Regions from separate parts of the Homo sapiens genome. Here region 2 is linked to region 1. The links are chromatin contacts, found by Hi-C or POLR2A ChIA-PET in ENCODE. All regions are on one chromosome and are shown on one strand. The core of a region is the stretch at or near the end of the contact, and the rest is flanking DNA. Distances in the headings are between cores, read along the strand shown. Region 1 overlaps CCDC186 (coiled-coil domain containing 186). Region 2 overlaps ABLIM1 (actin binding LIM protein 1).

Region 1 (5,368 bases), core at 942-3,441:
AAAATGTTTGGAAGAAGACTTTTTCAAATGTTTGAACTGCTACCATGTACACCAACTACTATTTTATTTTAAATATTAAGCTTCGAAGAGTTTTAGGAAGGAAGGAAGGAAAGGGAAGGGAAGGGAAGGGAAGGAAAGGAAAGGGAAGGGAAGGGAAGGGAAGGGAAGGGAAGGGAAGGGAAGGGAAGGGAAGGGAAGGAAAGGGAGGGGAGGGGAGGGAATGCGAAGGAAGGAAGGAAGGAAAGGAGGGAAGGAGGGAGGAAAGAAAAGAATGGAATGGAAGGAAAGGGAGGAAGGGAGGAAGGGACGAAGGAAGGAAGGCAGGAAGGCAGGAAGGAAGGAAGGAAGGAAGGCAGGAAGGCAGGAAGGAAGGAAGGAAGGAAGGAAGGAAGGCAGGAAGGCAGGAAGGCAGGAAGGCAGGCAGGCAGGCAGGAAGGCAGGCAGGCAGGCAGGTTGGCTCACCAGGTGATTCTAATGACTGGCTGGCTATGTTTGGGCCCGCTAAAACCAGTTACTTCTTAAGCTCTTAGGCTCTGTATTTCCCTTCAATTGGTACAAAAGGGTTCAGAACTGATAGCAGGAGAGTTAAACATAACATTTCTAATGCAAGGAGTCAGCATGTTTTAAAGAATCATCCAAATAAAGGCTGAGGATAATCTGTTTCCTAAAGTCCTTCCAGAATGCCATCTACAGTAGCAGCTTCGGGGTAGAAAGGGTGGGATCCATCACATTCAAATAATGAAGGTGTGAGTTAACCCTTTCAGATTCAATTCATTGTGAAGACTAATTGTTAGTCAGATACTGTGCTAGGTTTTGTGGATACAGAAATGAAGATGACAAAGACGTCATCCATAAAGAGTTCAGGCAAGTAATAAAAAAGCACTGCTTAAAATTACCTCTTCTGAGATCATATATACCAACTTAAAAAGATTACCAAGGTATATTAAGTATGGGAAAAAAGGTTACAAAAAAGATGTATAGTATCATTCCAATCAAATGGGGGAAAAAAGTATATGACCATGTACAAATAAACATGTGTGACTTGTACATGTATATGTAGTAAGATACATAATCAAAATACCAATAATTAGCTATGGAACAAGGAATGGGATATAAAAGGATTGTAGGCAGGGGAAGAATATGTACAGATTAAAAAAAAAATTTTTATTCCATACACTTTTTTATTCATCTGTATGTATTTATATATTGCTTTAGAATTTTTAATGACTTACTATTTTTTTTTAGACAGAGTCTTGCTTTGTCACCCAGGCTGGAGTGCAGCAGTGCAATCTCGGCTCACTGCAACCTCCGCCTCCCGGGTTCAAGTGATTCTCCTGCCTCAGCCTCCCAAGTAGCTGGGACTACAGGGATGCGCCACCACGTCTGGCTAAACTTTTCGTATTTTTAGTAGAGATGGGGTTTCACCATGTTAGCCAGGCTGGTCTCAAACTCCTGACCTCAGGCAATCTGCCTGCCTCAGCCTCTGAAAGTGCTGGGATTACAGATGTGAGTCACCACGTCTGGCCTAATGGCTTACTTTTATATAAAAGAATCACCTAGTATTAATACAATAGTGAGGTCCAAAATAGTCTAACAGTGTTAGCTTATTTTAACAAACAAGAGTCACCAGAATATCAAGTTAATAATGACAACGATGTGAGAAATACCTGTTCCATCCGTTGGGCCATCTCTTTGTGTAACTGCTGAACTGCATTTTTAGCTGTAACGTCTTGAGCTATTAGTTGATCTCTGGAAGCTTTAACTTCTTTATTAAGTTCTTCTATTCTTGATTCTAACTGTAAAGAAAATTATTTCCAAATTATTTTTATAGCTATACCAAATACACCACCAATACTGCAAATAAATATAAACAAAGTAAATAAACATAAAGAATACAATGAATATACTTCAGCTATTGAAATAAAAACTTTTAGCAATGTTTCTATATCTCACTGTCATTTAGTAAAAATCTGGAGATTCCATTAAGTTAAGGTATCTGGCAACCCCTAGAACATCCACAAAGGAATAACACAAAGAAATACAGTAGAGTCCCGCCTTATCTGTGGCTTCACTTTCTATGGTTTCAGCAACCTTCAGTCACCCACAGTTCAAAAATATTAAATAAAAACTTCCAGAAATAATTCACAAGTTTTCAATTGCATGCCATTCTGAGTAGTGTGATGAAAACTTGTGTTGTCTCACTATGTCTCACTGAGACTGTGAGTCATCCCTTTGTCCAGCATGTCTGCATTGTACACACTACCTGCCAGTTAGTCGCTTAGTAGCCATCTCAGTTACCAGACTGACTATGGCAGGACGACAGTGCTTGTGTGCAGCAACACTTAGCCCTTAATTAATAAGTGAGTTTACTTATTAGTGGCCCCAGAGTATAAGAATAGTGATGCTGGCAATTCACATGTGCCAAAGAGAGGCTTTAAAGTGCTTATTTTAAGTGAAATGGTGACTTGAAAGAAAAAAATCATATACTGAGGTTGCTAAGATCTACAGTAAGAATGAATCTTCTATCCATGAAACTGTGAAGAAGAAAAAAGAAATTCATGCTAGTTTTGCTGTCACACCTCAAACTTCAAAAGTTATGGCCACACTGCATAAGTACTTTGTTAAGACGGGAAAGGAGCCAGGTAGTGGCTTATGCCTGTAATCCCAGCACTTTGGAAAGCTGAGGAGAGGGAATTGCCTGAGGTCAGGAGTTCAAGACCAGCATGGTCAACACAGCAAGACCCAATCTCTACAAAAAATTTTAAAAATTAGCTGGGCATGGTGGTGCATGCCTATAGTCCCATCTACTCAGGAGGCTGAGGCAGGAAGATTGCTAGAGCCAAGGAGTTTGAGGCTACAGTGAGCTGTGATCCCACCATGGTACGCCAGCCAGAGTGATGAGACCCTGTCTCTGAAAAAAAAAAAAAAGGATGAAAAGGGCATTCACTTGTCAGGGGCAGACATAAACAGAAACATATTCTGATTGATGGCAATCGAGTTCAGTGCTATTGACAATTTCATGCATCTACTTAGGATCTTGGAATAAATTCCCCTCAGATAAGGGGGAACTCTGTACTGTATAGTGAAAATATCATGAAAGAAATTTAAATGTTATATTGGACAACATTCACTTAATGCAAAAGAAGGCAGTGAAGGAGGAATAGGGGAAGAAAAAAGACATGAAACATGGAAAACGAAAGATATGGCAGACATAAATCCCACCATCAATAATATTAAATGAAAGTGGATTTAATAATCCTATCAAAAGGCAGAAACTAACAGACTTAATTAAAGAAACAAGATTCAACTATATGTTGTCTATAGAAGGCATTTTAGGTTCAAAATGCAAGTAAACTGAAAAGAGTGGAAAAAAATATATAATGCAAACAGCAATCATAAGGAAGAGTGGCTATATTTACATAAAAAACAGACTAAAATTAAGAATGTTACCAGAGATAAAGAATAGCTCACAAAAATAAAACAGATCAAGCCATCAGAAAGATCTAACAGATAAATGTATATGCATCTAAGAATGTAGCATCAAAATATATGAGGCAAAAACTAACAGAAATAAAAGGGAAAATAAGTCAACAATAGTTGGAGACTTCACTATCCTACTTTCAATAATAAATAGAATTAGGCAGAAAATTAACACAGAAATAGGAGACTTAAACACTACAAAACAATGGAATCTAATACATCTATACAACACTCCACCCAGGAACAGCAGTGTATACGTTTTCATCTAGTGCACATGGAATATTCCATGACAGAGGATATGCTAGGTTACAAACAAACTTCCATAAATTTAAAAGATTAAAATCATATGAAGCATATTCTCCAACCATAATGGAATGAGACCTCAGTAACAGAAAGAAATATGGGAAATTCACAAATTTGTGAAAATTAAACCACATACTGCTAAAGAAACACAGAAGAAATTGCAAGGGAAATTAGAAAGTACTAGATGACTAATAAAAATGCAAACATAATATACCACAACTCAGGAGACACATCTAAAGGAATGCTTAGAGGAAAATTTATAACTACAAATACCTATATTAAAAAAGAAGAAAGGGGGCCAGGCGGGGTGGCTCAAGCCTGTAATCTCAGCACTTTGGGAGGCAGAGGCAGGAGGCTCACTTGAGGTCAGGAGTTCGAGACCAGCCTGGCCAACACTGTGAAACCCCGTCTCTACCAAAAATACAAAAATTAGCTGGGCATGGTGGCGGGTGCCTGTAATCCCAGCTACTTGGGAGGCTGAGGCAGGAGAATCGCTTGAACTCAGGAGGTGGAAGTTGCAGTAAGCCAAGATCACGCCACTGCACTCCGGTCTGGGTGACAAGAGCGAAATGACGTCTCAAAAAAAAAAAAAAAAAGAAGACAGGGTATCAAATTAATAACCTATACTTGCATCTTAAGACACCAGAAAAACAGCAAACTAAACCAAACACAAAGAGGAGGAAGAAAAAAATAAAAACTAGAATGGAAAAACAGAGACAAGGCCAGGTGAAGTGGCTCATGCCTGTAATCTCAGCACTTTGGGAGGCTGAGGCAGGTGGATCGCTTGAGCTCACAAGTTCGAGACGAGCCTGGGAAACATAGTGAAAACCCATCTCCACAAAAAAATACAAAAATTAGCTGGATGTGGTGATGCACGCCTGTAGTAGCAGCTACTCGGGAGGTTGAGGTGGGAGGATCACTTGAGCCTCATAGGTAGAGGTTGCAGTGAACCGAGATCGCAACATCGCACTCCAGCCTGGGTGAAACAGCCAGACCTTGTCTCAAAAAAAAAAAAAAAAAGAAAAGAAAAAGAAAAACAGAGACAACAAACAAAACCAAAAACTGGTTCTCTGAAAAGATGAAGAAAACTGACAAACCTTTAGCTGGAATGACTGAAGAAAAAAGAAAGATGACTGAAATTACTAGAATCAAAATGAAAGAGGGACATTACTACTGACCTTATAGAAATAAAAATAATTGAATAAATAAATAGTATGAACAATTTAACTTAGAGACAAAATGAACAATTCCTAGAAAGACACAAACTACCAAAACTGTCTCAAGAAGAAATAGAAGATCTGAATAGACCTATAACAAGTAGAGACTGAATTAGCATAATAAAAAAGAACAACAACAACAAAAACCTACCCACAAAGAAAAATTCAGTCCCAGGTGGCTACACAGGTAAAATTCTTTAAAACAATTAAAGAAGAATACCAATTCTTCACAAATTTTTGCTCTTCCCCCAAAAAGTAACACTTCCCAACTCACTCTATTAATTCCTAGGTATACACCCAAGAGAAATGAAAGCATATGTACACATAAAAACTAGCACGTGAATGTTCACAGTGGTATTATTCATAAT
Region 2 (5,368 bases), core at 957-3,456, 280 kb after region 1:
TAAAGACTAGAAGGAGAATCCATGAGGAAGGCCCTGTGAACACAAACAAAATGACTAGAGGGAGGGGTAAAAAGCCCAGAGTGAAAACTAATTCATTCTCAAATGATTATTTAAAATAATACTAGTCCTTATTCAACCACCTAAGTGCTCACGTGCTATAATTTGGCAACAGTCTTTTGATGGATATTATTATCTTGTCCATTCTGCAGATGAACAAATTGAGGCTGAAGAGAGGCTAAACGGGCTCCAAGACACACAGACAGTGAGTAACCCCCAAACTGTTCATAAATGCGCCTTGGTGGTAGTGTTGGGGCTCATGGCCACACTGAAGGGCGCTGGCCGGTCTCACACTAAGAACCCATTCTGTGCAGTGTGCCCTGGGAGATTCAGAATGTGGGACACAGTCCTTGCCCTAAGAAAGTCACAGGGAATGGGATGTGGAGGATAACAGCATGGGATCTGAAAAGGGCAGACCTGGAGAATTCTAGCTCTGCTGCTCACTGGCTGAGTGATTGGGCATGTTTGATTAGACTCTGAGCTTTGGTTTCCTACCTGTATAGTGGAGCTACAATTGTCTACTTTGAAAGGCTCTCACGAGCAATATAGTTATGCCAAGCTAGGGTGCCTGGCGCTCAGCACAGAGATCTCACTACAGTTCAACTGAAGAGCAGAAACCCACGCAGCTAGCAGTTCGAGGCAACACTTGCTAAGTACCGACCTTGAGGTTCAACTAGAGGCATGCAAAGAATTACATGCAGATTGGGCTGGGCCCATTAAGACAGGCTCATAGAGAGGGTGTGAACTTGGACTTGTCTTTAATTTGGAACAAATGGAGCCCATGGGAAATTCACATGGGTAACTCCAAAGAGCTGATGGGTAGCTGTTTTTAAAGAGTCAACATTGATCATTACTTCCTTTCCCTGGGGCCAGGTCCTCTCTGCTCCACCACCTCCTTGAAGAGTTGAGCATCGTAAAGAAGAAATACCTTTGATAAAGCTGCCTGGGAGGGAGCAAGCATGGTATGTCCTGGGAACTTGCAGTGGTTTGGCAAGATCTGAAGGCAGGGTACTGGGGGAGAGGCAGCTGAGCAGTGGGTGAGGCGAGATCCTTCCACTCCCAGCAAAGGCAGTGTGAGATTCGCTGACTAAAGTCTAGCAACTGAAGTGAGGCACGGGTCAACTTCCATTGGAGAGGTGGCCACCAGAGCCAAATCCCACAGAGAGTTCATAAGGACTGGAGATGACCCCTAGCTATGGTAATTATGGACCACAGCAGGGATGCTTTCCCACGGGTGGAGGCAGAGATGAGCAGAACACAGACCTTGAGCTGAGGTCTCCCGGCCTGTTTTCCATGGTGGTGAACTAAAGATGCCAACTGTCTTGAAAACAACCTGCATCCCGCTTCCAGGGGAGGGTCATGTGAATGCCAGTGTGACTGGGTCTTGGGTAGTCTCAGCAGACACAGAGCAGAAGGAAGGCTATCGTTGGAGTGGGCCATCTTGGACATAGATCCTTGTACTTTCTGGCAAGCCTAAAATCTTGGCAGTGATGATAACAAGGAAGTTAACATCTACAATTTCTTCATGTAAAGTTTGATCATGCAGGGGATGCCCAAAATTGGAAGGATGCTTTTCTCCTACTGCATTCTAGCTTCTTACTAAAAAGTGGCCCACACTCATAGTGGCTCAGAAGCTTCAAACCTCCTCAAATCCCCAGCTTTGTCGAAATGATGGGACTATCCCTGCTGTGTCACAAACCAAATCAAACACCTATGACACAGCACAGTGTAATGGCTCTACTAAACATTTCTTTCCTTTGGACAGCTTGGTCAATATGGTCTGGGTTATTGGACACACAGTCCTGGAATATCCTGCTGTTATTTGCTGCATTTTTCCACCTGCATGATAAAAATGTATTCCCACAGCCTTGGGTTCATTCTGATTTTGTTTTGATTATTGGAAGTTGCGTTGGTGCTTTTTAAAATGAGATAGACCTTCAAAGGGAGCCAGGGAACGAGAAATGAAACACAGGTATGGAGGCATCTACGAATAAAGCACACAACTTTATTCACGAAGTTGTGAGTATGACAGTGATGCAGAGTATATGACAAAGGAGTGCAGTGAGTGCTGCTGGCAACAGGAGCGGGGAGCAGGTAGGGATCACAGGCACAGCAGCGCGGAGCCGGCAGGGCCACCTCCTCCTCTACACACAAGCATGTGGCACTTAGCGCGCCAACACACACCTGCTCAGTTTCACAGGGAACACGACACAGCTTTTCAAAAGGAATTCTTCTAAACATTTGCTTTCATATTTCCAAAAGGGGAGGGAGGGCAGGAAGAACCACACACCTTCCAACATTTGAAAAAATTCCATAAACCCAACTTAAAATCAAAGAACTCAGAGAGCTTCAATGCGGAGTCATCAGCAACTCGCAGGAACCACACACATGATTGGACAAGTCTGTACATAAAACCCCAAAAGAACATCAGTTTTGTGGACAATGGTTTCCTCTGCTGTAAAGAAACGTATGCATATATGATCAGTAAGCAGCTCACATCTTTCTGAATGTCAAGGTCTACAGGATTGTCTCTGTCCACCTTTGGTCAATGGGTTCAGGAAGTGACTCATGGGAACTGCACTCTTAGGAGAAACACTTTTGGGAATAATTTTATTGAATAACAACCACCACTCAATTACACTAAGCTTCAGAAATTGTTGGATTTGTTTAATTTTGCTGTGTACCTATACATTGTTTAGAAAGTTTCTTTTGGCTTAAACTGACCATTTCCCCCCTTCTTTTTGAGTTTTCCATGATTAAACTTGCCCAAATAAAAACATAACAATCCATATGCAAAGCATATCTGCCACCACCTCCCACTGCTTCCTGGGCCGCAAACAGAAAAATAAACAGTGATTAAAAAAAAATGCCAAAGTGAAGGTTTCTCTTTCTTCTATCACAACATAGTTGGGTAGTTCCCTTAAAGTACATCATTGCTATAAGTTGGTATCACTGCAAATCTCAAGTCCCAAATAATCTCTTTTTCTGGATAGAAAGTTATTCAAAAGGGAGCACAAAAGAGCAAGCTTTGGGGCATACTGACAAACACTTCATTGGTTAGAAGAGAATAATTGTAAAAATCAAATAAAATTGAGGCTGGCATAGGAAGTACAGATTAAATACAGGTTAAATAGCTACCAGAAACACAGAAGAGGTGGTTAATAAAAACTGAGATTGCTTCAGAGGACACAGGAGGGTTGATGAGACAGTCTATTTTCCTTCCACCATCTTCCATGAGAGTCAGGAAAAGGGTTCTGTGAGCACCCAACCTGGAGCGGTCACCTGTCTCTTCCATACACAGGAGGATGCTAAGACCCAGTTAGCTTTAAATGGTTTTTAGAAAGACTTACCTAGTCAAAAGTGGTTAATTTGAACTTTTCAAACTTGCAAAAGCATATACATTTGATATCATCATCTGAGAAGCAATTCTTAGAAAAAAATGTTTGCTTCAATGTCTAAAGAAATCCAGTGAAAGTTTTAGAAACATTGCCAGCTAGACGTCTCCGAGTTAGAGTTGATTGATATACTGGATTGGGATGGAGAGGATGAGAACTGAAAAAGAACTGCTCCAGCCTCTGCCTCAGAAGAGGAAACTCAGCTTGGAGATGACAGAATTGGGTAGCGGAGTAGATGCTAGAGCCCATGACAGATAGAAAACTACCCCCATTTAAAAAAAAACAACAACTCATTAACTCTATCTCTTTGAGGTTTTGGAGAACAGGAAGTTTATGTGAAGTTATTGAACACGTCATATTAAGAACATTTCATAACTAACCCCAAACCAAAATGTAGATGCATAGCTAGCTGTGCAAGTTTCCCAATGCTCTTCCTATCTCCTAATAAGTCACACAGAAAGACTATGTGATAGCCTGGATTTTCTTGAAGAAATTTTAAAAGAACTGATTTTCCTATCATCATTGAGGCCCCTTTTACTTCATGCCATCATTATGCACTTAAGAGTCCCAAGGAAGTCAAATGTTCCCAAATGTAGCCCTTTACATCGGCACCAGGGAAGCCTGCCATATATACAATCCCCTTCCTAGGGTGAACAAGCTCCACCAGTTTGAGTGTGTTAATAACTGGAATTTTCATGTATAGTACAGGGTAGGGTAAAAGCAGACCAATAGCCATCTTGTGTGCTGTGACCAGGATGGACATTTTGAGGACAAGCATGCTGAGCCCAGTTTAACTAAATGTGCAGGCATTCTAGCCCACACATTCAATCTGGCAGTTAGCAGGAACCAGGTTGCCCCACAACCCATCCCTCCAGCTGGAGCCTTTTGCTGGGAAATGGAGTAGGGGGCCCACTCTGCATTATGGTTTCCAATGACCCCTCCCCAGAGCAGAGCACTACTCTGCTTGCAGATAGGAGGCTACTGGTGCTTTCTGGCAATGCATTTCTGCAAGGTGCAGTTTAAATGAACTCATATGGTACTTGATATGGAAAGAAGCTTTTTTTCTTCTCAAGTTGGATGCAGAACTGAGTTTAAAAGATACAAGGAAAGCAGGGTTTCATTAGTGGGAGCTGATTTAGGGTTCAGTTCTTTATCACTGCAATCTTAGGCAGGCCCCTTAACTCCTAGTCTCTATAAAATAAGGAAGGGGGTTGTCCCAGTTTTCAGTCTAATGTCCCCATTCTATGACAGACCCATGTCTTCTTTATGTAGACCAAGGAAGAGGAATTTTAGCAAAACTACCTGATTATGCCCATGTTTCCCAAATACCTTGATTTTTCTTATATTGACATTTCATCTGCACATGTCTGGGTGATAATTCATTAATCAATGTAAAACGTAGGGACCCTTTATTAGCTCCATAATGAAAAAAATCTCTCCACCAGCCAAGTGCTGGGACCCAGGTGGCCACCATTGTTATTGACAGGTAAGGAAGCACTGGAAATGCACCATCCTCTCCATCCCCACACTTTCCAGAGTAAAGCAAGGATGAGGACACCCAGGCATTGTGCCAAGGCTGCCATTGCAGGAGGGCACAGAGAGAGGATGGGATAGAAAAAGCATGGAATAAGCAAGAAGCCACTGAGACACCAAAGGCTAAACTGCAAACTGCAGTGTGGCTTCCAACCAAGCAAGAGCTGGTCTCATCTGCTCATGGCCACCCTGTCAGAGCCATTTGCTAAACATGTTAGTAGATCCAACACACACACACACACACACACACACACACACACACACACACACACACACGAGAGTAGTCCTCATTCAGTGCATAGCAATGGAAGGCTAGGACAATTTAGATTCCTTAGGTAAGAGCACAGGAGGATGCTATAGAACAGTGACTGTTCATTCCATCC

Evidence for each region. A loop is a pair of places that touch in the nucleus more often than their neighbours do. ChIA-PET counts read pairs that join two places held with the same protein, here RNA polymerase II (POLR2A). Pooled maps may share reads with other maps.
Region 2: a map of ascending aorta shows a loop between it and region 1 (2.7-fold over the local background). The contact joins two enhancer-like sites. A Hi-C loop is called at or near these places in 1 of 168 maps with a recorded cell type or tissue (ascending aorta) and 2 of 50 pooled maps. POLR2A ChIA-PET finds 5 or more read pairs at or near these places in 2 of 52 experiments (activated T-cell and activated naive CD8-positive, alpha-beta T cell).

What each region holds. Positions count from the first base shown.
Region 1 is chr10:114,149,425-114,154,792 of GRCh38, forward strand. It overlaps CCDC186 (coiled-coil domain containing 186), which reads right to left. Exons shown (of 16, transcript NM_018017.4): 4 at 1,668-1,796. Among named protein-coding and RNA genes, the nearest start is that of MIR2110, 22 kb to the right of the region's middle. Within about 2 kb of position 2,192, at least 2 of the 41 ENCODE cell types and tissues checked have a DNase peak (open chromatin) inside an H3K27ac peak, as active enhancers do.
Region 2 is chr10:114,429,070-114,434,437 of GRCh38, forward strand. It overlaps ABLIM1 (actin binding LIM protein 1), which reads right to left. Exons shown (of 23, transcript NM_002313.7): 23 at 2,043-5,368. Among named protein-coding and RNA genes, the nearest start is that of AFAP1L2, 27 kb to the left of the region's middle. Within about 2 kb of position 2,207, at least 2 of the 41 ENCODE cell types and tissues checked have a DNase peak (open chromatin) inside an H3K27ac peak, as active enhancers do.